Regions from separate parts of the Mus musculus genome. Here region 2 is linked to region 1. Evidence: chromatin loops called from intact Hi-C (ENCODE). Cell type or tissue: gastrocnemius. All regions are shown on one strand. Each heading gives the region's core, and the rest is flanking DNA. Links, peaks and the distances in the headings are about the cores only.

Region 1 (15,653 bases), core at 1-8,000:
CAAAAAGAAAACTCCCTGCAGCTCCTGGAATGGAAAAAAATCTCTTGAATCCATGGAGTGGGGACAAAGGATAGGCAAATACACGCTCAACCCACCCCACACACACACTGCCCCTGGCTGTCCTGGAACTCACTCTGTAGACCAGGTTGGCCTTGAATTCAGAAATCCACCTGCCTCTGCCTCCCAAGTGCTAGGATTAAAGGCGTGCATCACCACTGCCCGACTCAACCCACTTTCTAAAGGCACATCGCCCTGAAGAAAGGGGATTAAAGAATAATGACTTACCGAGTTTTGATGGAGCCAAGATGTGCATTACTGAGATTCACCAATGCCCCAAGAGCTGAAAGATTCTAGATGTGGAAGGGAAAAACCAGGAGCGAATGAGGCAAAGGTCACTAAAGATGCACAAGAAATTCACCAATCCCTCATTGCCCCCCCCAACCCCCACGCCCGAGAAGATTTTCTCAAGGCGCACCTTCTCAGTACAAAAAGGCCATCAGCTGTCTGTCTGTCAGTCTGTTTTCTCAAATTCTATCTTGCTGGCCTCCTCCCTCATGCCCCACAGGTGTAAGGGGGAGGGGGACTTCAGGGCTAACAAGAGGACACCCCAACTCATCTACTAGATTTCAACAATAAAGCTTGCTCACCTCAGCAGACCTTCCTTAGCATAAAGACTTCCAGGAATACCGGCTGAATGAACACAGATCATTCATAACCCTTCTTTAGTCACTTAGAAGAAACAAGTCTCTTCCTCCTGGTTCTGCCTTCCGTAGAGGCAAGAACACACCAACACAGACTCAACCTATCCTCCTTCCAAGCCCTCCCTCACACAGAAGCAAGTTCCTTCGTCAGCCCCTTTACACATAACCCAAGCACCAGACTCCACTCAGGAGACCTACATCTCCAAAGGCCACAAATCATCCCTCCTTTCTAATCCCACATCAGTACCGCTCAGATAAAGGAAGGCACAACTGAATAAAACAAGAGTCCACAACCAGTGGCATGGGTCAGCACATAAAGACACATGCCACCAAGCCTGACAACCTGCACGTGATTCCTAGAACCCACATCCTAGGATAATCGACTCCCAAAGGTGTCCTCTGACCTCCACTTGTGCACGAAGGCATGCATACACCTGTACGTATACAAAATAAATGTGACTTCTAAATTTAAAAAAAAAAAAAAAAAGCCTGCTTGTGGTGCCGCATGCCTTTAATCTCAGTATCCAGAAGCAAAGACAGGAAGATCTCTATGAGTTCGAGGCCAGCCTGGTCCACAAAGCAAGTCCCAGATAACCAGGGCTCTGTTAACACAAAGAAACCCTGTCTTGAAAAACCAAAACAGAAGAAAAGAAAGAAAGTCCTTAGTCAGGTGGCAGAGAGTGTCCATCCATCTGTCCAGTACACATGTAGAGAGTGTCCATCCATCTGTCCAGTACACATGTAGTCGGCTACTCCAGGAGAAGCATTGCTTTAGGTGCTGGCAGCCTACCTCCCAGACGGAGGAAAGTGGACACAAACAATCCATACGGTCAACACGGGCTGAGCATCCATAGCTAGACAACCCAAATGCTCCTAAACCAAGACACGAGTGAGTTCTAGGGACCAGACTCAAGTGGGAACCCCACACCTGACTCACCTGACTGGACATTAAAACACAGGTGAAGTCAGGTGCTGGTAATAGCACAAGCCTTTAATTCTAGCATTTGGGAGGCAGAGGCAGGGGCCAGCCTGATCTACACAGCAAGTTCCAGGACAGCCAGGGCTGCACAGATAATCCCAGCCAGGAATACATAAACAAAGGCTAGAACACTTGTTGCTCTTGCAAAGGACACAGGTTCAATTGCCAGCTCCCAGGTAGTGGTTCAAACTTATCTGCAACTCCAGTTCCAGTGGATCTGATGCCCTTCTGACCTCCATGGGCACCAAGTATACAAACACACACGTTTGTGCGTGTACTACATTCAGGCAAAATATACATAAAATGAATAAACCTAAAAAAATAGAAATAGAAACAAAAAAACCCCACAGGTTCACATTTATTCAGCATTTGCCAGGGGAAACAAAAAGACCCACTCAGCTCCTTAGTGATACAGCTTTTCCACGATCTCTACACACAAAGGATAATAAAACGCACGTTCAACGGCCAGAGTGGTCAACAGCTACTCCCCCATAATGCATCACATAAATCTAAGTGCATTATTCACTAGGAATTGCTTTTTTCCCCTTTTCTCTGCTTTGCGGCATAAATGTATGTCAGAGAGAAAGAGACAGAGAGACAGAGAGGCCGCAGACACCTCTAAGGTAACACCAGGAAGAAAGCAGCACAAGTGGCTGCCCAAAGCCCAGGTGATAGCCACAGTAGATCACAGCAGTCGTGAAGAGGACATAACATTATAGAAACGTGCCAACTGCCTATTGGGGAACACGTGTGCACATGTGTGCAGGGCTTACTGAAGTAAAAGTGCATCACAACAAAAACTCAGGTCACTGAAAAAAAATCAGAGAGATTTCTAAAACACACAAAACAAACAAAAGACCATTAGGAGGGCAGATTTAACTGTAGTATTCCCAACTGTCTGAGGAGTACAATGAATATAAGCCACCCAATCCTGCCTTCCAGAGCCCATCCGAAAGCCAGCCATAGTAGTATAAGCATCTATAATCGCAGCGTCCCCTACTGAGAAACACAAGGTAAAACCAAAGAGCATCAACATAAACACTCGGGCTAGACAGTCCACCACTGGCAAGAGACCTTGTCTTGACACAGGAACCTTAGGACCTAAACGTTCCTATGACTTTGATGTGTGCACCGTTGCTACCCTTGGCCCATAACCACTAACATAAACACACATACAGCTGAACAAGATGGCGGATGCCCAGCCACAGGCAGCTGGATCTCGGGGAGTTCTAGGCCAGCCTGGTCTACATAGTTCCAGACCAGCCAGAGCCACATAGTGAGACTTTGCCTCCATAAGAAAAAAAAAAAAAAAAAAAAAAAGGCAGAACTTCACAGACTGCTTATGGAAGTGTGTAAGAAACCACATATCGAGGATGGCACTTGGGTTTCTAGCTTGTAGGAACTGAACGCATGTGAATATTTTGTGCACAGGCTCCTAACCAGGTAGACAACATATTGTCTACCGCCTACCTCACCAGCCTCAACTCTACCCACTCTCTTTAACCACCTAAACCCCGAACCCAAACATTGCCCTCATTTTCCAACCCGTCCTACACGAGTGTTCCTCTAACGTTTCAACTACCCCTTCTAATTTTCTTTCACTACCTAACCCCTGTTCATCTTAAACTCCAGGTCTTTTGGAGAAATCTCTAAATACTCTCTCTACACCGGTTTAGGAAACTCATACCAGATTTAGTTTCGTGTTATGGCATTTTGCTCATCGCCACTATGACTGGAATTGGAGCGCCGAGTAGGAAGGGGTAGGCCCTTGGCTGAGAGCTAGTAAATGTTTGTGTTCAATTACCCTGGGAAAACGCCGCCAAAAGAAGTTTCGCTGAGGACTGAACTAGTCAGGGGACCTGGGATGGAACCGAGCCCCTTCATTGCTTTGTGCTTATCAATGACCTAACAGAAAAGGGGCCTAATACTGCTCTGGGGAACGCGCAGGTAATGAAGTCTGTGGATCGCGTCCTCAATGGTTAAGTGGCTCTATTCTCCACTCTCGGCTCTCCTCGAGCTCACAGCTCCAGTGTCAGCTTCAGGAAGGCGGGACCACGGTGCCCAGCCGCCTCACCAGCCTTTCCACGGTGACCGCGGGAGCCACAGACTTACCTGCGCCCCACCTGCCGTCCCATGCAGCCTCAATAAGCACATGAGCCCGGGCAAATGCGGGGCCCACTGGATTGGGGGATGCACAGGGGCCACGGGGGACGCCGTTCGCGGCTGTAACAACCCGGAAATGCTCTCTAACAGCAGCAGACGCAGACGCGGGCCGGATCCCACCGCAGAGAGACCCCCGGGCCCGCCAGGAGCCCCAGCTGGGGAGCCCGCAGAGGCCCCACTAAGAACGGCCGCCGCCATCTTCACAGGCTCGAGCAATGGCGTGGCGTGATGACGCAAACATAAGTGCGACGCACGCCGCTCGGGGAGGGGTCTTGAGGAGGGGGCTGCGGCCTGCTGGGCTGGATGAATGAGGGCTGGCGCCCTGCGGCAGGAGGGGGCATGCGCAATGTGGGCGAGCGCCAGCGTTGGGGCGGCTTGCAAACTGCTAACCCGGGCTGAGCGCTGTAGGGCGGGGCGGAGGCGTTGCTGCGCAGGCCGGACACGTGGTCTGCAGGAAAGGCGCGGGAGTCTGAAAGATCTCAGTCCAGCGTGGCTTCTGGTCACCTTCTCCCTGGGCTTAGTAATCCTATCTAAGGAGCCAACCCCAAGTCTGAAATCTGGAACGTTCTAAACTGCTTTTCCAACAATGGAAAAACAAGCTCAAACAGTGCACATGCCACAAAGTAGCAGAGGTGTCACTCTGTCCCCAAGACACACCCACAGTCATTTGTGTATTTACATTACTATACACAGTTGTTTTGTTTTTTGAGACAGGGCCCTGGCTGTTCTGGAAATCACTTTGTAGACCAGGCTGACCTCCAACTCAGAAATCCACCTGCCTCTGCCTCCCTAGTGCTGGGATTAAAGGCGTGCGCCACCACGCCCGGCTAACCTATCACTTTCAAAGGCCTCAGCATTGCCTTATTTCCTCCCTCTGCAGTCTGTACACCACACAAAAGCCGAATTGGGCTTTTCTGATATAAGCCAGTTCTTTGTTTTGTTGTTTTTGCTTTTTAACAGGCTGGCCTCAGACATGATGTGGCAATATTCCTGCCTCAGGCTCACAAGTTCAAATGCTGACATTACAGATTGGAGCCAAGAAAGCTTGTCCTTCCCAGTTTAGAGTCCTTCTGTAGCTTCTAGAGATAAGAATATTAACTGGGTGGTGGTGGCACACGCCTTTAATCCCAGCATATTGGGAGGCAGACGCAGGCAGATTTCTGAGTTCAAGGCCAGCCTGGTCTACAAAGTGAGCTCCAGGACAGCCAGGGCTACACAGAGAAACCCTGTCTCAAAAAAACAAACAAAAAAAGATAAGAATATTTCCCTACACAGACTAGAATCTATACCACCTGACCTCAGGCTGTACAAGCACTTCTTTCTTCCTCTGGTCTTTTGTTGTTTTGTTTTAGGGGTGGAGAGATGTTTGAGGTTTTGTTTTGTTTTGTTTCTTCTCCTAGTCTTGGACTAAACTAGCCTTCTTTCTATCCTCCAGCAACATCAATTCCAAGGCCTTTGCACAGACTTCCAATTTTGCCGACAGGCTTGTTGCCATTCTTAGAAAAGTTTTTCTTCCAATCTCTATCACACACACACACACACACACACACACACACACACATACACATACACACACTTTTAAAGTCAAGGTAACCTCCCCTTGAAGGTAACTTCCTATGAAATTAAGGATGGGGTCTGGGGATATGGCTCAGTGGTTAAGAGCACTGACTGCACTTCCAAAGGTCCTGAGTTCAAGTCCCAGCAACCATATGGTGGCTCACAACCATCTGTAATGAGATCTGACTCCCTCTTCTAGAGTGTCTGAAGATAGCTACAGTGTACTTACATATAATAAATAAACAAATAAATAAATAAATAAATAAATAAAAATTAAGGATGGCATCAAATTTCTGACTCTCCTAGCTCTCCCTCCCAAGCACTGGGATCCCAGGCCTGTGCCACCACACCCAGTTCCCTCTGTGCTAGGGCTGGAACCCAGGGCCTTATGCATGCTCCGTAGGCATTTGACCAAGTGAGCTAAATCCTGGTCCTTATTTTTGACTTTTTCTTCCATTTCAATTGTGTGTGTGTGTGTGTGTGTGTGTGTGTGTGAGAGAGAGAGAGAGACAGAGACAGAGACAGAGACAGACAGAGAGAGACAGAGACAGAGGCATGGAGAAAGGAGATTTTATTTTGGAGGTACTTTGAGACAAGGTCTCTCTATGTAGGCCAGGCTGACCTCAAGCTTGCAGCAAATGATGAACCAGCCTGACTCCATCTTAAGATTGAAAGCCATCTTATTACAAGGTCAAACTAAGCTCATCCTGTCTTCTATGAGACTTGGGTTTGACCATGCCGTGACCTATTTTCTGAAATTTGACATGTTCCACACCCTATACCCTAATCTCCACCCTGATGAGATGTTCTGCCAAATAATTTTGAAATGGTCTGGCAAGTTCCTACATAACCAAAAACTCTTGGAAAAATCTCCTATCCTTGCAGTTTGTGGGGCTAATATGAGCTTGCTTAACTCAACTAAAAGAATTTGGGTAATGATCTTTGTTCTCGTTTACTGGGATTAACACAATCTCCCTGCTTCTGCTTGTTGGGTACTGGTATTAAAAGATTCATCACCACCACCACCACACCCAGCTCTCCGCCTGCTCCAACACCTCAGACAGCATCTCACTATGAATCCTGCTTTAGACTCTCTCACCAGCGTGCTCTTTCCTCAGCTTTCCAAGTTCTGGGCCTATGGGCTTGTACCGCCACACCCGGCTCTCATGGGCACATTTCCATGTCTGTAAATAACTTACTTCAGTTATATTCACAACGATCACCTTCTCTTGACTTTTGCTTTCCCTACACACTGGTCCCCCTTTCTCTTCCCAATTATTACAGTGACTTTCACAACTTGAAAAAAGAATCCTAAATTCTACACATTTAAGCCCACATGACCCTGTGTTCAGGATCTGCCTGGTTTCATGATGATCTTCAGTTCTGACTCCTGCACGTGACATGCTTTTGTTCTTCGTCACAGCTGAATATACTTCCTTGATGAGCCTAGATGCTGTGACTTAGCTACTGTGAGCAGTGCCACGGTGCACATGGGTTCCTGGCAGCTCTTCTGCCACCTGCCGCTTTCAGCAGTGTGTGCTCAGGTGCTCAGGAGTAGCATAGCTGAGTCACGTAATAGTTGTGTTGTTACTTTCTGAAACACCACTGTGTGGATTTCAGGAACGGCTGGACTAAGTTAACACTCCTTGGCAGTGTCTAAGGGGACACTTGCATCCTTCCTTCCTCCTCTTCCTCACCGGCATGCTGGCACGGGTAGTTTTCTTGATAATAACTATATGGACTAGGATGAAGTACATTTTCACTGTTGTAAAGTTCTAGTGGTGGTGGTGGTGGTGGTGGTGGTGGTGGTGGTGGTGGTGGTGGTGTGTGTGTGTGAGAGAGAGACAGAGAGACAGAGAGAGAGAGACAGAGAGAGAGAGAGAGACTCACACAGTTCAAGCTACCCTTGAGCTTCCCACTCCGAGGATGACCTTGATCCTTCTGCCTCTGTCACCTTACTGATGAAATTACAGGCATTCAGGACACCGCTCCTGTCTTTCAGTTTGTGCTACCCTAATGGCTGAAGAGGTTGAACATCTATTCTGGTATTTATTGGCTGTTGAAAACTGTCTGTTCAGCTTGGGCTTCTTTCTTCTTCTTCTTCTTCTTCTTCTTCTTCTTCTTCTTCTTCTTCTTCTTCTTCTCCTCCTCCTCCTCCTCCTCCTCCTCCACCTCTTCCTCCTCCTCTTCTCTCATACAGGATATTCCTACTGCAGCCTCCCCTCCCGCCATTTCTCCCAGGCCTCCACATCTCCCCTCTCCCCCATATTCACTCCTCCTTTGAAATTTCCCTTCAGAAAAGAACAGGCCTCCCAGAAATGTCTGCTGAACACAGCATAACAGGTTACATAAGACTGGACATAAACCCTCATATCAAGGCTGGCAAGGAAACCCAGCAGGAGGAAAAGGGAGGCTAACGAGTCAGAGACACCCCCCCTCTCCCACTGTTAGGAGTCCCACAAGAACACCAAGCTAACAACCATAGTGTATATGCAGAGGACCCAGTGCAGCCCCATAGACGCTGCTTGAATGTCACTTCAGTCTCTGTGAGTCCCTATGAACTTACTTAGTTGATTCTGTGGGCCATGTTCTCCTGGTGTCCTTGACCCCTCTGACTCATACAATTCTTCCTTTCCCTCTGCCGTGGGCTTTCCCGAGCTCCAAGGGGAAGGACCTGATGAAGCTCTTCAGTTTGGCCTCACTCTATGCCTAATGTTTGGCAGGAAAAATATTTATGTGTTTTCCTGCCTGTCTGTGCACCACATGCATGCAGTACCCATAGAGACCAGAAGAGGGCAGTAGATCCCTTGGAACTAGAAATACAGGTGTTTGTAGTCCGGGTTCAGAAATAATCAGTGTGCTCTTAACAACTGAGACATCTCTCCAGCCCTCAGCTTGGGGGTCTTATATGTGTGTTCCTGCTAGTAACCTCCTGTCAAATGGGTATCAGGTGAATATCACACTCTGTTGGTTTCCTTTCTGTGTAAAAGCTTTTCCTTCTTTCTTTTTTTGAAACCCCTTATTTCATAGCCCTGTCTGGACTGGAACTTGCTACATAGACCAGGCTGGCCTCAAAGTCACAGAGATCCACCTGTCCCTGCCTCTTTTTTGTTTGTTTGTTTGGTTTGGTTTGGTTGTTTTGTTTGGTTTGGTTTGGTTTGGTTTGATTTTTTGTTGTTGTTTGTTTGTTTGATTTTTTTTTTCAAGACAGGGTTTCTCTGTATAGCCCTGGCTGTCCTGGAACTCACTTTGTAGACTCAGAAATCCACCTGCCTCTGCCTCCAGAGTGCTGGGATTAAAGGCGTGCGCAACCATGCCCGGCCTGTCCCTGCCTCTTAACTGCTGGGATTAAAGATGTGTGGCACTACATCAGGCTGTGCAGAGGTATTGTAATTTGATTAAATCATCGTGTGACTTATTTTTGTTTGGTTGCTATGTGAGGTGCATGTTCACATGTGTTTAGAGGTGTATATCCATCCATGAGCTCACGGAGGCCAGAGCAGGTGTCCTCCTCCAGTATTCTGTCTTATTCCTTTGCAGCAAGATTTCTCAGTGACCCTGGGATTAACTGCCTGCCCCACCTCCACCACCAAACACACACAAGTCTGGCAGCCCGTGATCCTCCTGTGTCCATAGCTCTAGTGTTACCGCATGTGAAAGACCAGGCCCAGCTCAGATGGTGCAATCAGAACTCAGGTCCTCATGGCTGTCCAGCACTATTTGCTAAAGAGACTTTTCCTCCAACGTATCGTGTGAATATTCTTTTTTATTTTAATTATTTGATTTTTTTATTTTTAACTTGTGTATATGTGTGTCTGTCTGTCTTCTGTCTGTCTGTCTGTCTGTCTGTCTATGGGTATGTACACATGAATAGAGGGTAGATCCCCCTGAGGCTGGCATTGTAGGTGGTTGTAAGCCATCCATAGGAACTGAGAATGAAACTGGGGTCTTCTGCAAAAGCAGTATGTATTCCTGCCCACAGAGCTGTCTCTCCACCAACGATGTGAATTTTCTGTAACTCATATTACTATCAGAAACATACTTACATCTGGCGGTGAGTGCCCATAGTCCCTGCAACTTGGAAGGCTGAGGTGGGAGGGGCACGTTTGCCCAGCAACTGAAAGCCAACCAGGAGAAAAGAATGAGACTCTGTGTCTCAGGAAATGGAGAAAAGAAAAACGGAGGGGAGGGGGAGAGAAGGATGAGGGAAGGAGGGGCCAGCCTACCTTCTAATTGACTGACAATCTCTAGTGTTTAAATACAAATTCACAAGGAACAGAACTTAAGAAATGTAGCGTGTATGTATGTACGTATGTACATATGCATGCATGTATTCATGAAGGGAGTTTATTAGAATGACTTATAGACTGTGGTCCAACTAGTCCAACAATGGCTGTCTATCAGTGGAAGGTCCAAGAATCTAGCAGTTGTTCAGTTCAGGATGGATGTTGCAGCTGGTCTTCAGTATTTGCCCAAATCCCAAAGAAGCAGGCTCTAATGCCAGCGAAGGAACAGACTTGCTAGCAAAGTGAGAGCTAGCAGGCAAAGAGCAAAGGCAGTCTCCTTCCACGTCCTTTATGTAGGTTTCCAGCAGGAAGTGGGGCCCAGATTAAAGTTGGTTCTTCCCACAACAAAAGATCTAGATTAAAGTTGTATTTTCCCACCTCAAAGGATCCAGACTGAAAGTGAGTCTTCTGGCCTTTAATCCCAGTACATAGGAGGTAGAGGCAGAGGCAGATGGATCTCTGAGCTTCAGGCTAGCCTTGGTCTACAGAGTGAGTTCTAGGACAGCCAGGGCTACACAGAGAAACTCTGTATCAAGAAACAAAAAGTAAAACAAAGCAAAAATAAGTAACAAAAAAGTCTTCCCACTTCAAATGATTTAAGAAAAGATCCCTCACAGGTGTGCCCAACTGCTTGGATGTTAGTTAATTCCAGATGTGGTCAAGTTGACAACCGAGCATAGCATCACAGTGATGCCCCACCTTTAATCCCAGCACTCTGGAGGCAGACAGGTAGGTCTCTGTGAGTTCAAAGCTGTACAGCAAGACCCTGTCTAAAAACAAACACCCTGAAAGGATTCATTCCCTACCCCCCTCCTCCTCCTCCTCACCTCCTCCTCCCCTCCTCCTCCTCCTCCTCCTCCTCCTCTTCTTCTTCTTCTTCTTTTTCTTCTTCTTCTTCTTCTTCTTCATTGTTTGGTTTCCATCTCCTAAGACAGGTGGATCTCTAAGTTCTAAGCAAGCCTGGTCTACAGAGTGAGTTCCAGGACAGCCAGGGCTACACAGAGAAACCCTGTCTCAAAAAACAAAAAACAAAAAAAAAAAAACCAAAAAAAAACAAAAAACAAAAACAACACCCGCCCAAAAAAGCTAACAAATCTAAACAAAAGGAGTAAGCTAAATGCACTTAGTACTGAAAGAGTACCCACAACATAGAGCACTACTGTGGAAATGACTGGCAATGGCATGCTGTTAATTTATTTATCTATTTATTCATTTGACACTAAGGTTAAATAAATGGCACAAAATACGCGTTGTAGGGTCTAAAGAGATTGCACAGTAATTAAGACCACTGGTTGCCGGGCAGTGGGGACTCATGCCTTTAATCCCAGCACTTGGGAGGCAGAGTCAGGTGGATTTCTGAGTTCCAGGCCAGCCTGGTCTACAGAGTGAGCTCCAGGACAGCCAGGGCTACACAGAGAAACCTTGTCTCCAACAAACAGAAAAAAAAAATTGTTGAAGAAACAAATGAATGAGTGTTGGATGAAAGACAAAGCCTGTTTTAAACATTGATAGGAATTGGTGAAATGTCCTTTAGGAAGATTGTATCCGTTCTTACCCCTCCGAGGGCTGGGGGATGCTAGTCAGTAGAAAAGCGAGTTACTAGAATGTGTGGGGTTCTAGATTGATCCTTAGTGCCAAATAAATAAATAAATAAATAGTATACCATTGCCAATCATATACACAGTAGTGCTGTATACTATGTATACTCTCTAAGTATTGTTGTATTTAACTTATTCCTTTTGTTTTGTTGGTTGATTTGGTTTTGGTTTTGATTTTTTTTTTTTTTTTTTTTTTTTTTTTTTTGAGACAGGGTTTCTTTGTGTAGCCCTGGCTGTCCTGGAACTCATTTTGTAGGCCTTGAACTCAGAGATTCACCTGCCTCTACCTCCCAAGTGCTAGGATCAAAGGCCTGCGCCACCACTGCCCGGCTTGGGTTTAACTTCATCTGCATGAGAACAATGATCACTTTTCAACTCCTGCCTCCACGATTACTGAAATGGGATAAGTGTGTATGGTGGACAGCATTCATATTTCTTCATCTCAGGGACCACTAGGTGTTCCTGTTGTCTAGGTTACTTTTCTATTGCTGTGATAAAAAAAAACACCTTCAGCAACCTATAGAAGGGAACATTTAGCTGGACTTATGGTTTCAGGAGGTAGAGTCCATCACAGAGGAACAAGAACAGCTGAGAGCTCGCCTCTGGGACCCACATGTAGGAGCCAGAGAGAAAACGTTTAAAGCCCTCAATTCCCACCCCAGTGACACAAATTCTCCCAACAGGCCCCACATCCTAATCCTTCTCAAACAGTTCTGACTGCTGGGGATATGAGCCTATGGGGTGCGGGGTGGGGGGAGGCATTTTCATTCAAACCACTACACTAGCCTTGATTCAAACTCAGAACTCTCTGACCTCAGTCTCCTGAGCTCTGTGATTACAGGCATGTGTGCCACCATACCTAGTTCTTATGTGTTCATCTTTTTTAAAAGATTTATTTATTGTTATATGTAAGTACACTGTTGCTGTCTTCAGAAACACCAGAAGAGGGCGTCAGATCTCAGTACAGATGGTTGTGAGCCACCACGTGGTTGCTGGGATTTGAACTCAGGACCTCTGGAAGAGCAGTTGGTGCTCTTAACCATTGAGCCATCGCTCCAGCCCCTTATGTGCTCATCTGTGCCCTTCACCTGTTCGGTTGCTTGTCTCTATTGACTAATTTGCAGGAACTCTTTGCACATGATTGTCCTCACCCTGTGGTTTTGTATTGTCAGCCACAGTCCCATCCTATGCACCTCAGGAGCCAGCCTTTGGTCTCATTTTACTAGAGAGGGAGGGGGAGGGGGAGGGAGAGCCAGAGTGCTTTAGAAATTCTTTTAAGGTTTTTCCTAATCACCAAAACTGTATGTTAGCTATTGTTAAGACATGTGGACATTGTCCTACTTAGAGTTATTGTTGCTGGATTAAACATCATGACCAGAAAGAAAGAAAAAGAAACCAACAACAACTTGAGGAGGGAAAGGTTTGTTTGGCTTACATTTCTACATCATAGTCCATCACTGAAGGAAGTCAGAACAGAAACTCAGACAGGGCAGAAGCCTGGAGGCAGGAGCCTTACTGGCCTGCTCCGCATGACTGGCTCAGCCTGCTTTCTCATTGAACCCAGAAGCGTTCTGCCCAGAGATAGCACCATCCACAACGGGCTGGGCCTTCCCATCAATCACTAATTAAGAAAGCACCTTACAGCTGGATCTTATGGAAGCATTGTCTTTTGATTAAAGCTTGTATCTAGTTGACATAAAACTGGCCAGGACACCCTCCTTCAAGAAACTCTTCCCACAGAAAAAAAATCGTATCTGAGATATGAATGTCAGGGCCGTGGCTGAAGAATCGAGGAACACGAGCTTTGCTCACAAGTCAATCATAGCAGGGTATAGTGGTGCACACTTTTAATCCCAGCACTGGGAAGCAGAGGCAGGTGGATCTCTGGAGTTGAAGGGTAGCCTGGTCTACATAGTGAGCTCCAGAAGAGCCAGACCTACACAGTAAGACTCTTTCTCAGAAATACAATAAAATCTTCTTCTTCTTCTTCTTCTTCTTCTTCTTCTTCTTCTTCTTCTTCTTCTTCTTCTTCTTCTTCTTTTTCTTCATCATCGTCATCGTCATTTCTAGGGAGTTGACAGGTCAGGAACATGGGATACAGATACTGAGGGATCGAGACATGCTGATAAAAATGAGGAGTGTTCGTATCTTTTCTAGAAATGGGCAGAGATCTTCCAGGAACCCAGTGCTCCCTCTTGTTGACGCTTTTGGAGTCTGGTGTTTTCATTTGTGATGTCTGGTCGTTACCTTTAACCTTTGAAGGAGAGAGAGACAGGCTGAGGAGGCCTAGGTCAGGTTAACCCTGATTTAGAGTTTGGGACCAAACATTTCTCAAATGATCAGTATGTTTACATAAGGAGACTCTCACCCACTGGCTAGGCCAGCCGATGAGACAGAACACACTGAGGGCTGCGTGTTTCATCCCATTTAGCTGCTTTTGCTTGCGGGCCCAAGTGAACATTTGGTATTTTCAGCACAAACAGCCTTGAGTTGTTGAAAGGTAACCTAGGCAACTGTTATCATCTCAATCCACACATCAGAGGTGTTATCAAAAGCAATGTTAGTGGGAGACTAAGGATGTTTTGGTCCATCTTTGTGACCTATAAAACTCGTGATTTTTAAATCAGTTAAGAGTACATGAAGTCATTAGGTTTATTTAGGTTTTCTCCCTCAGTAACGATGTGGGAAGTCATTCTGTTACATGTTGCAAGGGTGCTCTGCCAAATGGCTTTTATTTTATTAAAGTAATTTAAAAGATGTATTTATTTTTAATATTTTCGTTTCTTAACATTTATTTATTTTTAATGGTTTTTTTTTAATTCTCAAAACTAGTCCCCTCTGTGTAAAATTCAGTATGTGTGCATGAGGTGGGGAGGTACGCACACGTGTGAGTGACGGTGCTGCTGGTGTTTAGAAGAGATGTCAGATCTCCAGGAGCTGGAGTTACAAGCAGTTACAAGCTATCCATAGGTGTTGGGACCGAAACTCTGGTCCCCTGCTAGAGGAATGTGTTCGTCAGCTGAAACATCTCTCCAACCTCTAAACTCAGCCATTTCGGAGTAAGGTGCTGAGAACAAGGCACGTTTTACCTCCTACAGATTATGGAGTTTAGCCACATGTGCTTGGATGAGATTTTTTTTTTCCATCTCTAACAATTTTTTTTTTTTTTGAGACAGGGTTTCTCTATGCCATCCTGGCTGTCCTGGAACTCACTCTGTAGACCAGGCTGGCCTTGAACTCAGAAATCCGCCTGCCTCTGCCTCCCAAGTCATTCCTCATTTCTAAACATTTGAGGCTTATTACAGTTCAGGTAGCCATCTTGGATCCAACCAGTTTTAGCTGGTTTAGTCACAAGGGCCTTCTGGTCCATCTTCATCCTGTCCTTGAAAATAAGAAGACTCAGGGGATTAAAGAGTAATTCAGGCTAAGTTCACTTGGACTATATGGCAGTTACAAAATGTTCCTCTCTTTACTCTTCATTCTTGAGAGGGGCTGAAGGTTGGTGTGTTCTATAACATCTTCAAGCTCGATTTGAGAATTTGTAAGGTGCCTGATGGAAGAATGGCATTTTTTTTCCTATTTAAGTATCTCTGGTTATCATATATACATCATACATACATACATGCAAGATTGCCAGAGAATGATACCCCAGACTCAAATAGTATGAAAAAGCAAAGAGCGTTTATTCAGCTCAATTTCCTGCATGCAGGGGTCTCCTCACTTGGCAATGGGGACCCCTGGTGGAATTACAGGCCCAGCTTTTACTGTCAGTTCGGGTGATTCAAGGGAGTCCTTTTACCTTGTTTGGTTAGCTCTGTCTCTAAGAGTCTGACAAGTTCTACAATTGGATGGCTCTGGAGACCTCCTAGGGGGGTCACTTATTTATTCATTCTGGCTACTGACTCCTACTTCAGGCCGGATGACAAGGTGTCCTCAGATTGTGGTGTCCCACGGCTTTGGTTGGCTGCCCACGGGTCCCTGGATCTCAGTTCTAACTTAGGGCCTAGTCTCCCAAGCTGTCATTCTGTAGACTGTCATGGAGTCAGCCTGCCTCTGAGCTTAGTCCTCTCAGACAGACACATAGATACATAGATATCACCTGGTATCTCTTTATAGTCCCTAAATGGTTGTAGTTTTTGTAACTTTCTGGTCTCCAACCTTTTATGCATGAAAGAAGACAGTTGAGGTTACTCTGCCTTCGTGGGGACAGGAGCAAGATCACCACAGAGGTCACAAAAGGCAGAAACTGGGTGATGACTGCTGTCTTAGTAACTTTTCTATGCTGAGATAAGATACCATGACCAAGAAGTTTATTGGAAGCTGATAATTTCAGAGAGTCCATGACCACCATGGTGGAGCACACAGTAGT
Region 2 (15,653 bases), core at 99-8,098, 220 kb after region 1:
TTCCGCTGAGTGGTGGTGGTGAAAGCAAGCACCTTTAATCCCAGCACTCGGGAGGTAGAGGCAGAGGGATCTCTGTGAGTCTGAGACCATCCTGGTCTACAGAACAAAGTCCAGAACAGTTATGGCTCCACAGAGAAACCCTGACTTGGAAAAAAAAAAACAAATCGGAAAAGAAAAAAAGAGGAAGGCCCTCACTTGATCCACTGACGAGCTTGCCAGGCTCCAAACCCATGGTCACAGGGACAGCCTTAGTAAAACTCAAACCAAAAAGACACAAATGGGGCCCAGTGTATATAACGTATATGTGTAAACGGTGGACTCAGGGTAAAGGTGCTGCCTGCAAACCTGAGGACTTGAGTTTGATACCCTGGACCCACATGAAGAAAGGAGCAAGTGGACCAACTCCTACAGTTGTCCTCTGACCCTCACGCTCCTGTACAGACACTCATTCCTGACCAAGTCCGTTCCTGAGCACGAACAGAGCAGGAAGGGTAATGGGGATAACCTGGGGTCTCTCCAAGTCTCCTAACCAGCTGTAGGTGTCGGAAACATGCCTGTGAGCCAGTCTTCGTTTTGTATTTGTATATTAGAAATTCCAGTTTCTCTGGAGGCTGACTTCCAAGCTAGCCACAAAGATCTCAGCTCAGCAGGAAGCCACTCCCTCCTCCGACTCCTTTTGGCCGGCCACTCTGATGAACAGCTGCGGCTGGCCCTGCCAGCGCAGAGGGCTGCTGCTTCTGATCACCCAGGACCTTCTCAAGGTGCCATCCCCAGCTAGTCACAGGAGAGCTCCCTCTGTGGATAGCACAAATAGCAGTCTCTCTTTCCCAGCAGGGGAAGTGGGTTAGCAGAGCCAGGCCAGGGAGTACCCAGTAGACACTAACCAACAGTGCTTCCCTGCTGGTTGGCTGTGTCCAAGGAATTTAGTAGAGTCTGGCCTGCTGCAGATACTTGATTGTTATCTACTGGGCAAAGAGACTAAATGAACTGCTGGCATCTTTTTACTGAGAATTATTCTCTCCAACCACAGGTCCAGAGATATGATTGTGTGATTATCAGAAGGAAATGACACTCACAGGCTTAAAGATTTGCATACTTAGTCTCAGGTTGGTGACCTATTAGGAAGAAGGTGTGGCCTTGCTGGAGGAGGTGTGGCCATCACTGCAGACTTTGAGGTTTCAAAAGCTTGCCAGGCTCATGCATTCTCTGGTCCCTCCCTCCCTCTCTATGTCCCTCCCCCACCCCTCCCTCCCTCCCTTGCCTCTTGCCAGTGGATCAGGCTATAAAGCTCTCAGCCATTGCTCCAGTGCCACATACACCTGTCTGCTTCTCACCATGATGATCACAGAGCGTGGCAGTGGAGGTACACACCTTTAATCCCAGCACACAGGAGGCAGAGGCAGGAGGATCTTTGTGAGTTTGAGGCCAGCCTGGTCTACAAAGGAAGTTCCGGGACAGTCAGAGCTATACACAGAAAGAAATCCTGTCTTTAAAACCAAAAAAGTATTTTAAAAAAAATAATACCAGAGAACTCGAGATACAGTTTTGAGAAAAGGCCTTTCAACAATAAAAATAGACAAGTGCCAAGTGTGGCTAAAGCCCACCTTTAATCCCAGCATTGAGAAATGAGGAGATTCAAAAGCAGCCTGGGCTACAAAGCAATACTTAATGTCCAAAAAATGAGATGAGAAGGCAAGAGAGGAGCACTCCGAAGTTCCTTTGGGGATCTGGGTACAAGCAAGGAGTTACCAGGCCAGAGCACAAGGGTTTTCCACTTTCTAGAACTCCAGTCCCAGGAGCTCCAGCACCCTCTTCTGGCCTCTCAGAGCCAGGCATGCACACCGTGCACAGATATACACACAGGTATTGTGGGGCGTTGGGCTATACACAGACAGTCTGATCTCCAGTAGAGCTGAGGTGTGGAACCCCGGGACCTGGTAGTGATAATTCACCTACATGGGACAGAAGGCGTTCTCTCTCTCATGTCTCCTGGAACTGTGGCTCCTGTCTAAGTTACCAACCCCTCAGCCCCGACAAGAGAAGCATGGTTTAATAGTCACGTAGGCAAAGTTCCAAGCTTCCGACCTTCAGGCTAGACTCCTCCCCAGTTACCTAGAAACAGAAAAGATAGCAGCATACTTTAGGAGGGGCTGTTTGGCCCCTCCTCGCTCTCTTGCTCCTCTTGTTCTTCCTTGTCTCTCCCTCTTACTCTAGCCTTTCTTCTTTCTCTCCCTTTTCCCTTTGTCTCCTTTGGCCACAGCCGGTCTCTCTCTCTCTCCTTCCACCTCTCCTTTCCCCCTGCCTTTCTACAATAAAGCTCTAAAACCATAGCCTGTCTGTTCATCCGCGCTTACTCTTGCCTGCGTGAAAACCTCTCTCCCTCAGCCCTCTCTCCCATAACCTTGGGGCTACAGGGTGTCGCCCCGGAACCCCCTGGTTTTGGGGGCTACCCCTTGTCCGCTCCCCATCAAGTGGGGTCAGTAGCTTACATGCCCACACGGGGCCGAGTGGAAAGTGTCTGGCAGACCTCCTGCATCCTCCTGCCCAGAGCATAGGAGGAACTCTGGCCGGGTGTGGGCTATCCTCCCTCCCCCTCCTTTCTCTGCCCCCTTTTAGTTCCCACAAGGTATAACAAATACAACAAAAAGTTTACAAAGAAAAAAGGTCCCCAGGTCTTCCCCAGTACACAAAAGTCTGGTCACCTTGGGTGAAGGATATTTCAGAAACAATTTCTCACCTCAGGTTAAAGGCCAAACACAAGATGATGTAATGTGAAGGGATGCCTCACGTCAATCAACAGCACCTGGACAGCACATCCATCCATGGGGAAAGCCAGGCACCATGACTTGGGTTTAGAGAATGAGGTGATGAACCTGCATGTGGAACCTGAAAGGCAGGAGGGAAGGGCTCAGAGTTAGAAAAACTTCTAAGAAATTCTAGCCAGCACGCTGGAATCCCAGCACTTGAGAGATGTAGGCAGGAGGATCAGGAGTTGAAGGCCAACCGTGGCTACATCAGACCCTGTCTCAGTTGAACAAACCAAGTAACCAACCGTAGTCCCCAAAGCAGTTTGAGGTAGGACTCAAATAACACAGGGATGCAGTAGGCAGATGGTGCTAACAATTGATGCTATGGCCTCAATGTGCTTTAATATGCTCACTATCAATACTGAATATTTATGCCACTCATTTGAAAGCAGATGATGCCAGGTGAAGTGGTATGGGTCTTTAGTCCTAGCAGAGACAGGTGCAGGGGGCGGGAAGGTGTCTCTGAGTTCTACAGCCTGCTCTACCTAGCAAGCTCCAGGTCAGCCTGAGCTATGTAGTGAGACCCTGTCTTAAAACAACCACTGCTGGGTGTGGTGGTGCACAGTTTTAATCCCAGCACTTGGGAGGCAGAGGCAGGCAGATTTCTGAGTTCAAGGCCAGCCTGGTCTACAAAGTGAGTTCCAGGGCTACACAGAGAAACCCTGTCTCGAAAAACAAACAAACAAACAAACACCCAGCTACAACGAAAACAAACAAACAAACAACAAAAAACAGTAAAGTAGACAGCCACTTTGGAAAGCTGGCAGCTTCCTACAGTGTTTTTTTTTTAATTTATAATTTATTTATTTTAACCTTTTAAAAATTAATATTTATTATATCCCAAATGCTACCCCTTCCCTAGACCCCCCTCACAGAGTCTCTCCCTCCATCCCCCTCCCCTTCTCCTTCATAGGAGTGCCCCCCTCCCAGGTAGCCCCCCACTCTGACATTCTTCGAGGCCAGACAAGGTACCCCTGTTGGTGAATGGATACTACAGTCAGGCTACAGCTTTAGGGACAGCCTCCACTCCAGTTGTTGGGGGCCCACATAGAGACTGAGCTGCACATCTACTACATACGTGCTGAGGGCCTCGTTCCAGCTTGTGTGTGTGCTTTGGTTGGTGGCTCAGTCTCTGCGAGCTCCCAGGGCTCCTTGTTAGTAGACCCTGTTGATGTTTCTATTGGGCTGCCATCCCCTTCAGTTCCTTCAATCCTTCCCCCAGCTCTTCCATAAAAGTCCCCGACCTCCATCCAATGCTTGGCTCTGTATATCTGCATCTGCTTCAGTCAACTGCTGGGTAGAGCCTCTCCGAGGAGTTATGCTAGGTTCCTGTCTGCAAGCCTAACAGAGTATCACTAATAATGTCAGGGATCCCCACTGGGTCCTTCACAATCATCTGTGACTCCAGGGGATCCTATGCCCCCTTCTGGCCTCTGCGGGCACTGCATGCACGTGGTGTATTCAAGAAAACACTAAAGCATAAAATAAATACAATCAAAGAAGAGGAGGAAGAGGAGAACAAGAAGGAGGAGGAAGAATTATTACAGTGGATTCTATATAAATTAAGTGATTGGCACCTATGTCAATGAGTTACCTTAATATTATAAATATGTCCATTCTCCCTAAGGTAATCTATAAATACTTTTAAAAAGAAACTTGATACTCATTTAAAAATATACATACATACCAGCATAAAGGTTCATGAAGAGCTTTGTCAGTTTTGAAAAGGACCATAGGAGGGACTCAGCCTACCCAATATTAGAACACCTCACAAAAACAGCAGCAACACTGTACCAGCAGGAGTGCCAGTTCCCGGGTCCTGGGAAGAAGGAGGGGACTCTGGACATCAGTGGGAGAGGCCATTATCAACACAATGAGCAATGGCATCTATGGTGAGAAAGCAAGCAAGCTACTCCCACACTTCACACCAGATAAAAAGCAAACCCAGGTGAATTAGAGAGTACCAAAGAAAACTAGAACTAACTGAAGAGACTATAGGAGTCTTTTGTGATTTGGGGGTGGGATTTTTTTTTTAAAACAGTGTACCAAAACCACTGCCATAGAAAAAAAAACATGGGATAGGGTGGTGGTGGTACACTCCTTTAAACCCAAAGCTCAGGAGGCAGAGGAGAGGGGCAGAGGGGCAGAGGGGCAGAGGGGCAGTGGAGGGGCAGAGGGGCAGAGGAGGGGCAGAGGCAGAGGCAGCCAGGGTTACAAAAAGAAATCCTGTCGTGTGTGTGTGTGTGTGTGTGTGTGTGTGTGTGTGTGTGTGTGTGTGTGTGTTACTCAGTCCTCAAGATGGGATGCTTCAGTGCTCCCAATCCGGTGCTGGAAAGTTGAAAGCTCTTTGAGAGCTGCTGGTCCCTATTCCACTATGAAGGCTTGGAATGGTGACTCTGCTATCAAGGAAGGGAGCAGCAGAAGCAGAGACAGGAATCGGGCAGGAAGGCCAACCAAGCACTAGGCAAGAGAATGAATGTCCTTCTGAATACCCTCCGTATCTGGACTGCTGCCTGACGGTCCTGTTCACAATCGGGGCAGGTCTTCCACTCTAGTCAAGGCAGTCAGGACAGATCTTCAGGTGAAGCTTTCTACTCAGGTGATTCTCATTTGTGGCAAGCTGACATTGAAACCAGTCATAATACCTGTAATCCAATTCAGGAGACTGGCGCAGGAAGATCCAGCCCTATGACCTTGAGACTAGTGTGTTCAAGGTCAGCCTAGAGGCAAGACTGAGACTGTCTTACAAAACAAATAAGGCCATAGATGGGTCAGACAGGCATTCGATGCACAAGCCTGAAGACCAGAGTTTGACCTTTGGAACCAGTAGAGCAACAGAAACGAGAGACTCAGCAAGGTGAAAGATGAAAAGCAACTCCCAGAGTTGTCCTCTGACTCCACACACGCAGTGTGGCATGCAGATACCTATACACACACACACACACACACACACACACACACACACTCAGCAAATTAACTTTAAAACAACAAGCCCTTCAAATGGGGATAGTGTGAGGACAAGGTGTAGCTACGAGTGTCTTCCAGTTTCAATGGTAGATCCATCAGGATTTGACACCTGAGGATTTAGATTTAATAGGCTTACAAGATTAGGATTTTAGTTGCTGCGCCAACAAAACAAAACCCAGAACAACAACAACAACAACAAAAACTACAAGCATGGCCTTTAATCCCAGCACTTAGGAGGCAGAGACAGGAAGACAGGAAGACAGGAAGATCTCTGTGAGTTAGAAGTCAGCCTGGGGCTGGTGAGATGGCTCAGTGGGTAAGAGCACCCAACTGCTCTTCCGAAGGTCCAGAGTTCAAATCCCAGCAACCACATGGTGGCTCACAACCATCTGTAACAAGATCTGACTCCCTCTTCTGGAGTGTCTGAAGACAGCTACAGGCCATATAGAGGGCTATGTAGTGAGAGAAATGAGAGGGGTTGGGGACAGAGACAGTGACAGAGTCACAGAGACAGAGAGACAGAAAAACTGAAAGGGAAAAAAAGGAAGAGGGGAGCTGTTTAGAAAAAAATAAGGGCTGGTGAGATGGCTCAGTGTGGTAAGAGTACCCGACTGCTCTTCCAAAGGTCCAGTGTTCAAGTCCCAATAACCACATGGTGGCTCACAACCATCCGTAACAAGATCTGACGCCCTCTTCTGGTGTGTCTGAAGACAGCTACAGTGTACTTACATAAAATAAATAAATAAATCTTTAAAAATAAAAATAAAAACACGGGCAGTGATAGCACATGCCTTTAATCCCAGCACTTGGAAGGCAGAGGCAGGCGGATTTCTGAGTTCGAGGCCAGCCTGGTGTCCAGGACAGCCAAGGCTATACAGAGAAACCCTGTCTCGAAAAAGCAAAAAAAAAAAAAAAAAAAAAAAAAAGCTGTGAAATTTGAAGAAAAGCTTTGGGCTGGTGAGATGGCTCAGCGGGTAAGAGCACTGACTGCTCTTCCAAAGGTCCTGAGTTCAAATCCCAGCTACCAAATGGTGGCTCACAACCATCCATAATGAGATCTGACGCCCTCTTCTGGTGCGTCTGAAGACAGCCACAGTGTACTTACATATAATAAATAAGTAAATCTTAAAAAAAATAAAATAAAAACAAAGAAGACATTAAAACATGTCTGCTTTTTTTTAATGGTGAAGTAGGCCTAGATTTAATGAGGATCTTTAGAGGCCTTTGTGATAACAGGAGGCCCACACAACTTGGAAACCCACAATGATGGCTACAGGGCTCTTAGACCACCAGATGACCCCAGAACTGGATTCCTCTGGCTTCTCCCGGCAGCTGAACACTGTGACTCTGCTTTCTTATCTTTAATTAGCTGCATGTAAATCTTATTGGGAAATCTTGACTCTGTGAAATCCTTGGGCAGCAAGTCCAAGGATGATGTCTGGTCTTCTCAGAAGCATTGCTAATTCCAGATGTTTAGTCCATTATCCTAGCAGCAGACATGGTGTTGGAACAGTAGCTGAGAGTTACAGCCTGGTCCTCAGTCAGAGGGGAGTGGGAGTGGGGGGCGAGGTGGGGTGGGATTTGAGGATTTTTTTTAAAGATTTATTTATTTATTATATGTAAGTACACTGTAGCTGTCTTCAGACACTCCAGAAGAGGGCGTCAGATCTTGTTACAGATGGCTGTGAGCCACCATGTGGTTGCTGGGATTTGAACTCTGGACATTCGGAAGAACAGTCGGGTGCTCTTACCCACTGAGCCATCTCACCAGCCCCCCTTTTTTTTTTTTAAAGAATTTATTTATTATATGTAAGTACATTGTAGCTGTCTTTAGACACCAGAAGAGGGTGTCATATGTCATTAGGGATGGTTGTGAGCCACCATGTGCTTCCTGGGATTTGACCTTAGGACCTCCTGAAGAGTAGTCAGGGCTCTTATCCACTGAGCCCTCTCACCAGCGAGGATTTTTTTTAAAGATTTATTTTATGTGTATGAATGTTTTGCCTGTATGTATGTCAGTGTGCCATGTGCCCATGAAAGTCAGAACTGGAGTTACAGGTGATTGTGAACCACCATGTGGATGCTGGGAATTGAACATATATCCTCTGCAAGAGCGGTCGGTGCTCTTAACCAGAGCCATCCCCTACCCCATAGAGAAAGAAGTTTTAAAATTTCATGTTATGTATGTATGCACATCATGTACATGCCCTGTGCTCAGAAGGGTCAGAAGAGGGCACTGGACCCCTTGTAAATGGAGTTACAGACAGTTGTAAGCCACCATGTAGGTGGTAAGAGTCAAACTCAGGTCCTCTGCAAGAACAAGTTCTCTTGTGCATTGAGGGCTGCTCCTGTGTGCAAATATTTAAGGCTGACCACTCGGCTTAGAAACCAAACAGAGGCCTCATCCGGGGAGAAAAGCCATTCTCCCTCCCCAGCAGCCAGGGACTGGAGCTTTTCATCTAGGAGCAGGGCCTTGTGAACTTTCCCCATCAACCCAAATCCACTGGTATGGTTAGTATACAGCTTTGTTTATGTCCTCTTCTGACCCCCAGAGGGCACCAGACGTGCATACATGCAGGCAAACATATATAAAACAAAAATAAATAAACCTTCAAAACAAGTCTCTAAATTCAATCCCAGTTCCCGAATTGTAATCTGCACCCCACTCCAAAGTGCACTGTAATAAAATGACGCTAGAAGAAACACAAAAAGTCAGATCTAAAGCTGCAAATGTAATAATGCTAGCACTTGAGACTGAGGCAGGAGGATCGTTTTTTGTTGGTTTTTTTGTTGTTGTTGTTGATTTTTTTGTTTTTGTTTTCATTTTTCGAGACAGGGTTTTTCTGTGTAGCCCTGGATGTCCTGGAACTCACTCTGTAGACCAGGCTGGCCTCAAACTCAGAAATGAGGCAGGAGGATCTTGAGTTTGACCCTGCTTCAAAACAAACAAACAAACAAACAAAAAAAAAAACAGGAAACAAAAACAACAACAACATCAACCAGAAAAGGCAAGGTGTCCTAGAGCCCGGGCAAGGGCTGTAGGACTTTATACAGTAACTAATCCGGCCCAGATGAGCAAAGTACAGTTCTCCTCCTGGACTTGCCCCAGAGCTAAAGCCAAGAGAAGCAGAGAACGCTCTGCTGAGAGGCTGCTCCTGTTGCTCCTGTTTAGAGTCCAGAGAAACCTCAGCTAGATCTCAAGCCTGAGCTGAATCAGTGACTCGGCCGGCCATGCAAGCCCTGCTGGAGCCACTGCACTCACACATAGACTGCTCCGGGGACTCAGAATCGGTCCCTTCCACCCCACTTCCCCTGCTGTCCTCCTCTCTTCCTCCTCCCCCTGCTCCTCTGTCTCTTTTAGATAGTGTTTTGATGCTTTGCTCAGGTTAGTTCCCAACTCCTGGTTTCAGTGATCTTTCTGCCCCAGACAGCTGGGGAGTGTGGTGGGAAAGAAGAGGAAGAGGAGAAACAACACCCGGGCACATACACTTAAAACAAAAGCCCCGACTGCTCTCGGCTGCTGAAGGAGACCAACCATTTATAACCATGCCTGCTGGTGTTTCTGGAAAATCCAGCACTCTAGAGGCTGAGGCAGGAAGGTCACCTGTAACTCCAGATCCAGGGGACCTAGGGCCTTCTTTTGGCCTCAGGGGGCTCCTGAACATGTGATTAATATAGGTTCACACATATATGCATAAATAAAAGGAAAAACAATAAAAGCTAGCTAGCTATGCCTGAGCCTACAGGGGAGCCGGAGAACCAAACCAACAGCAAAGTCCCTCATGGTTTCTCCTTCAAGTTCTTGTTTCAGCTTCTGATGACTCGTCTCAGTGATGAACTGTGACCTGGAAGTATAAGCCAAATAAATCTTTTCCCCTCCTAGGTGGCTTTTGGTCAGAGCCAACAGAGATGTTTCCTTACAGCAACAGAGGCAGAAAGATTGAGAGTTGTAAGCTATCTGGGCTACATAGTGAAATTCTAAGAAAGGGAAGGAAGAAAGGAGAAAGAGAAAGGAAAGGAAGGAGAGAGAAAAAAGAGAGAGCAGGAAAGGGAGAGGATTACAGCATCAAAGATGAAACTATGACAACCCCAAATGGGCTAAGCCCAAGGAACTCCAGTCCAAGACATCATGTAGCCCAGGTTAGCCTAAAGCTCTTCCTGCCTCAGTCTCCACAGTGGTGGGATTACAGGCCAGGGTAACTATGCCTGGCTCGTGACTGAATTTTTCTCCAAACTAAGATTTTTTTTTTCTTGGGCTGGTGAGATGGCTCAGTGGGTAAGAGCCCCCGACTGCTCTTCCGAAGGTTCAGAGTTCAAATCCCAGCAACCACATGGTGGCTCACAACCATCCATAACAAGATCTGACTCCCTCTTCTGGATTGTCTGAAGACAGCTACAGTGTACTTACATATAATAAATAAATGAATCTTTAAAAAAAAAGAATATTTTTTAAATGTATGTGAGTACACTGTAGCTGTCTTCAGACACACCAGAAGAGGGGTATGGGTTCCTATTACAGATGGCTGTGAGCCACCATGTGGTTGCTAGAAATTGAACTCAGGGCCTCTGGAAGAGCAGTTAGTGCTCTTGACTGCTGAGCCATCTTTCGAGTCCAAGTAAAAACCTTTTTTAAAAACCTTTTTTGGATTACTTATTTTATGTGTATGAGTGCTCTGTCTGCACATACACATGGGCACACTTACGCATACACACGGGCACACTTGTGCATGTGGAAATCAGAAGAGAGTGTCTGATCCTCTGGAACTAAAGAGCCGGACAGTTGTGAGCCACTGCTCAGTGCTGGCCATGAAGCCAGGTCCTCTGCAAGAGCAACAAGTGCCCTTCACCCTCTCTAGTCCCGCCTCCTCACCTGTTTTTGAGACTCCATGTATGCCAGGCTGGCTCTAGCCAGGGAGAGCTTTGAATTCCTGGTCTTCCCCCTGCCCCCAACCCCCCCCCCCAGGCTGGGATTATATATAAGTATACCCCACCACTCCCATTCTGCTCAGAGCTGGGCTCCAACCCAGGGCTCTATGCACACCAGGCAGACACTCTACCAAAGGGGCGACTCTCCAGGCCCTCGCACAATGTTTTCCTAGTGCTGAAAAAGCAAACCAAACCAGAGCAGAACTGCTAACATAGAATCCTATTTCCAGCAAGAGCATTCTCAAGGAATGAAGTGAAATTAATAATAAAAACAAACCCTAAAATGTTGATTATTTTGTCTGTTTGTTCTTGAGACAGGGTCTCTTTATGTCCTGGACTTCACTATGTAAAGCAGGCTGGCTTTGAACTCACAGAGATATGCCTGCCTCTGTCTCCAAAGTGCTGGGACTAAAGATGTGCTTCGCCATGCCGGGCCATCCTCTATTCTTCTGTTTTGTTTGTTTGTTTCTTTAAGACAGAATTTCACTGGCTGTCCTGGAATTCACTCTGTAGACAAGGCTGGACTCCAGAGATCTGCCTACCCATGTATCCCAAACATTGAGATTAAAGGCATGTGCCACCATAGCCTGGCCTGATGTTTGTCTAAATATATCTCAGAGAATATACTAAGAATTATGCAGAATCTTCAAAGGGCTGAAGTGCCACTGCAAGTGGGAAAGCTGACATCCTTCTACAACGGGTAGAGGTAGAGAAAGAATTAGCAACAGTAATACCGTCAGCTATGATCTAAGGGGCTGGTAGAGAGTGCTCTACAGGAACAGGAAGGAAGGAATGGAGTGGGACTTGCTAAACTTAACAAAGACGATTTTCACAAACACAACTGCAAATGTCATACTTCATGATGACATTCCCTCTAAGCTCAGGAACCAGGAACTAGGGCTCTTAGTCCATGAGGTCTGCAAGTTCTCGCCAGTGCAAAAGGAACAAAAGGAAGGGCATAGAGACTGACGATTTTTTAGGTTCTTTTTTTGTGTGTTTTGAGACAGGGTCTCCTGGAACTCACTGTGTGGACCTGGCTGGTCTCAAATTCACAAGAGATCCTCTTGCCACTATGAGCACCATACATGCATGCACGAAAGCAAAACATCTTTGTGGTTAAATGTCTTTTTTTTTTTTTTTTTTTTTCCGAGACAGGGTTTCTCTGTATAGCCCTGGCTGTCCTGGAACTCACTTTGTAGACCAGGCTGGCCTCGAACTCAGAAATCCGCCTGCCTCTACCTCCCGAGTGCTGGGATTAAAGGCGTGCGCCACCACTGCCCGGCTGGTTGTTTTCTTTTTAAAAAAATTAAAATTATTTCATGTTATGCATATAGATATTTTGCTTGAGCCAGGCATGGTGGCCCACGCCTTTAATCCCAGCACTCGGGAGGTAGAGGCAGGCGGATTTCTGAGTTCGAGGCCAGCCTGGTCTACAAAGTGAGTTCCAGGACAGCCAGGGCTATACAGAGAAACCCTGTCTCAAAAAACCAAAAAAAAAAAAAAACAAAAAAAACAAAAAAAAAAACAAAAAAAAAACAAACAAAAAAAGAGACCTAAATAAATATGAGTTCAAGGCTAGCCTGGGCTAGCGAGACCTTACTTCAAATAAAAGGTCCTGAGGGAACTAGAGAGGTGGCTCAGTGATCAAAAGTGTGTGTTATTCTAGCAGAGGACCTCCATTCCATTCCCAACATTACTCAATAACGAAACCATCAGTTTTATTTATTTTTTTAAAGATTTATTTATTATATGTAAGCACACTGTAGCTGCCTTCAGACACACCAGAAGAGGGGTCAGATCTCATTACAGATGGTTGTGAGCCAACATGTGGTTGCTGGGATTTGAACTCCAGACCTTTGGAAGAGCAGTCGGGTACTCTTACCCACTGAGCCATCTCACCAGCCCGAAACCATCAGTTTTATTCAAACTGATATATAGAGTCAATAAATTTATATCAATATCTTAGTAAGAGCCAGGTGTGATAGCTTATGCTGGCACCAACCACCATGTCTCAATCCTTGGGAGGTAGGGATAGATAGATCTTTGAGTTCAAGACCAGCTTGGCCTATTCAGCAAGTTCCAGGACAGCTAAGGGTACATAATAGAACTCTGTCTTTAAAAAAGGGAAAAAACTTTTAAAATGTTCACTTCAACATTTTTAATATGGGCATTGGTATTCTACAGAGAGTACAAAGCATTCCAGGCTAGCTAGTACTATATAATAAGACGCTGTCCCAAAAGCAAGAAAACAGCCTGGGAGATTACTCAGTTCTTAAGAACACTGGTTGCCATCGCCAAATGTAATTCCCAGCACCTACATGACAGCTCACAACTGCCTGTAACACCAGTTCCCAGAGGATCTTCCAGCCTTTGGAAGCTGGAAGAGGGGTCCATCATCTCGAGCTGAAGTTAAAGACATTTGCAAGCTGCCCACCATGGATTCTGAGAACCAAACTCCAGACCTCTTCAAGAGCAGCGGCACTGTTACAAGCTAAGCCATCTCTGCGGGTGTAGGAGTGACCAAGGTAACCCAAAGCAGACAGTACTGTACATGTCCACAGACACCACCGTTTTTTTTCCAGGTCAGAAGCCACTGCTCGCCTCCTCCAAGTGGCCCATCCCTGGTGTTTCCACTCACTTCACATAGCATACCTGGATCCAAGCAAGCTGACCAGAATCAAATCCGATGGGATGGTAGCATTCCTGGAGGAGGGGTAGCAAAAACAACACTGAGACTCTGAGGGACACATCTCTAGTTCCTAGATGTGGAAGCTTGGACAAGTGAAGAAAGCATCATGGGTATCAAAATGTCTCACTGGGTAAATGCTTCATGCAAGCTTGATGAACGGAGTTTGTTTGATCCCTGGATCCCACATAAAGGTGGAAGAGAATTGATTCTACATAGCTGTCCTCTGCCTCTACATATGTTCTGTGACGTGTGGACACATGCATACACAACACACACAAATAAACACACAGAGAGATAATAACATTATTAAAAGTATAAATGTAATAATAAATTTGAACATCTAAGTGAAATAGATCATTTTATTAGGAATATAAATCAGGCTGGCAAGATGGGTCATCAAGTAAAAGGAATTTGCCACCAAACCTGGTGACCCAAGTATGATTTTCCTGGGACCCACATGGTGGAAAGAGAGTTCTCTCCCCCCCACCCCCGCTCACAAGCTGTCCTCTGTTTCCACACAGGTGTTCTTGTATTTGTACTCCCACCTTTATACAATAAAGAGATGAAAATGTCATCAATCAGTTACCCACTGTTTCTGTACTTGTGCACTCAGGCAGGGAACCCTATTGTTACTTCATGACCAAAGCAAGGATCCTGGTACAGGAAATTGACCCTTGAGTAGAACAAAATGCAGGACCATTTAGGTAGAGAGAACATGAACCTCTTTCATGTTTGTTCTTTAACAGTATCTTTGAAGAAACAGAACATGCGTCCTATTTCAGAAGCTGAAAATAACCAAACCTTTGCCTTCCTAGGCTCTCTTGGCAGTTGGGTCACAGGCATATGAGCAACCAGACTCACATCCAGGTTTGCCTTCGTTCATAATCACAGAGAAAGAGGGACAGTGTAGGAGTCTCTGCAGCACTGGAGGTTGTGGAACAATATCTGGCTCAGTGGCTGGGCAGAGGCAATCTTCAGTGACTTGGTCTTGCACCATGGGCAGTTATGCTCACCAGACTGGTTCAACAGCATGTTTCTGGGCACTGTTCCTGGCCTCGTAATTCCATGTCTGGCTTTTCTACCAAGAAAGTCTTTTAAAACAACAACAACAACAACAACAAAAAAAAAAACACTCGGGAGGCAGAGACAGGTGGATCTCTGAGTTCGAGGCCAGCCTGGTCTACAAAGTGAGTTCCAGGACAGCCAGGGCTACACAGAGAAACCCTGTCTCGAAAAACGAAAAAAAAAAAAAAAAAAAAAAGAAAAAAAGAAAGTCTTTGAGGTAGCCAAAGTTTTCATTTGGGGGTTGAGGCAGATTCTTTTTAAAATTTTGTTTTAACCAAAAACAAAAAAAAAACAAAAACAAAAACAAACAAACAAAAAAACAAAAAAAAAAACACTATAAAAGTTGGACGTGGTGGCACACGCCTTTAATCCCAGCACTCGGGAGGCAGAGGAAGGAAGATTTCTGAGTTCGAGGCCAGCCTGGTCTACATAGTGAGTTCCAGGACAGCCAGGGCTACACAGAGAAACCCTGTCTCGAAAAACGAAGAAAAAAAAAAAAAGAAAGTCTTTGAGGTAGCCAAAGTTTTCATTTGGGGGTTGAGGCAGATTCTTTTTAAAATTTTGTTTTAACCAAAAACAAAACAAAAACAAAAACAAACAAACAAAAAAAACACTATAAAAGTTGGACGTGGTGGCACACGCCTTTAATCCCAGCACTCGGGAGGCAGAGGAAGGAAGATTTCTGAGTTCGAGGCCAGCCTGGTCTACATAGTGAGTTCCAGGATAGCCAGGGCTACACAGAGAAACCCTATCTCAAAAAACAACAACAACAAAAATTGTTTTATTTCTTGTAATCATATGAGTACACTGTTGCTGTCTTCAGCCACACCAGAAGGTAGCATTGGATCCTATGTCAGGTGGCTGTGAGCCACCATGTGGTTGCTGGGAATTGAACCCAAGTCCTCTCTAAGAGGAGCCAGTGCTCTTAACCACTGAGCCATTTCTCCAGCCCCGGAGGCAGAATCTTATGTAGTTCAGGCTGGCCTCAAACACATACAGCCCAAACTGACCTCATTTTAGCAATCCTCCTGCCTCAACCTCCTCACAGTTGCTGTAATTACAGGTATGAACCACCACATGCAGTGTTTTAAAGACAAGGTATTGCTCTTTTGCCCAGGCTGGAGTCAAACTCCCATCTCAGCCTACAAATTAACCAAGGCTACAGACATGTAGCTCACTGCCTGGCTCTAGCCATTGTT

The links. A loop is a pair of places that touch in the nucleus more often than their neighbours do. Peaks named below come from ENCODE experiments on the same cell type or tissue, not always from the same donor. Only the 100,000 strongest peaks of a DNase experiment are listed, where the experiment ranks them.
Region 2: it touches region 1 in a loop (2.8-fold over the local background); 16 of 42 quality-filtered maps call a loop at or near these places.

Annotation. Positions count from the first base shown.
Region 1 is chr11:70,405,972-70,421,624 of GRCm38, forward strand. It overlaps Pelp1 (proline, glutamic acid and leucine rich protein 1), which reads right to left and starts at 4,060. Exons shown (of 17, transcript NM_029231.4): 1 at 3,793-4,060; 2 at 286-350. The coding sequence starts at 4,041. In gastrocnemius, for the core only: no CTCF peak of the experiment used is centred there; a DNase peak (open chromatin) is centred at 4,152; H3K4me3 peaks cover 1,940 bases; H3K27ac peaks cover 1,205 bases.
Region 2 is chr11:70,621,439-70,637,091 of GRCm38, forward strand. Gm12315 (a long non-coding RNA gene) reads right to left here and starts at 14,764. Exons shown (of 3, transcript XR_001780246.2): 1 at 13,353-14,764; 2 at 2,738-2,886; 3 at 1,592-2,112. In gastrocnemius, for the core only: CTCF peaks have their summits at 813, 1,815 (motif pointing left), 4,240 (motif pointing left) and 6,837 (motif pointing left); a DNase peak (open chromatin) is centred at 4,224; H3K4me3 peaks cover 321 bases; H3K27ac peaks cover 1,884 bases.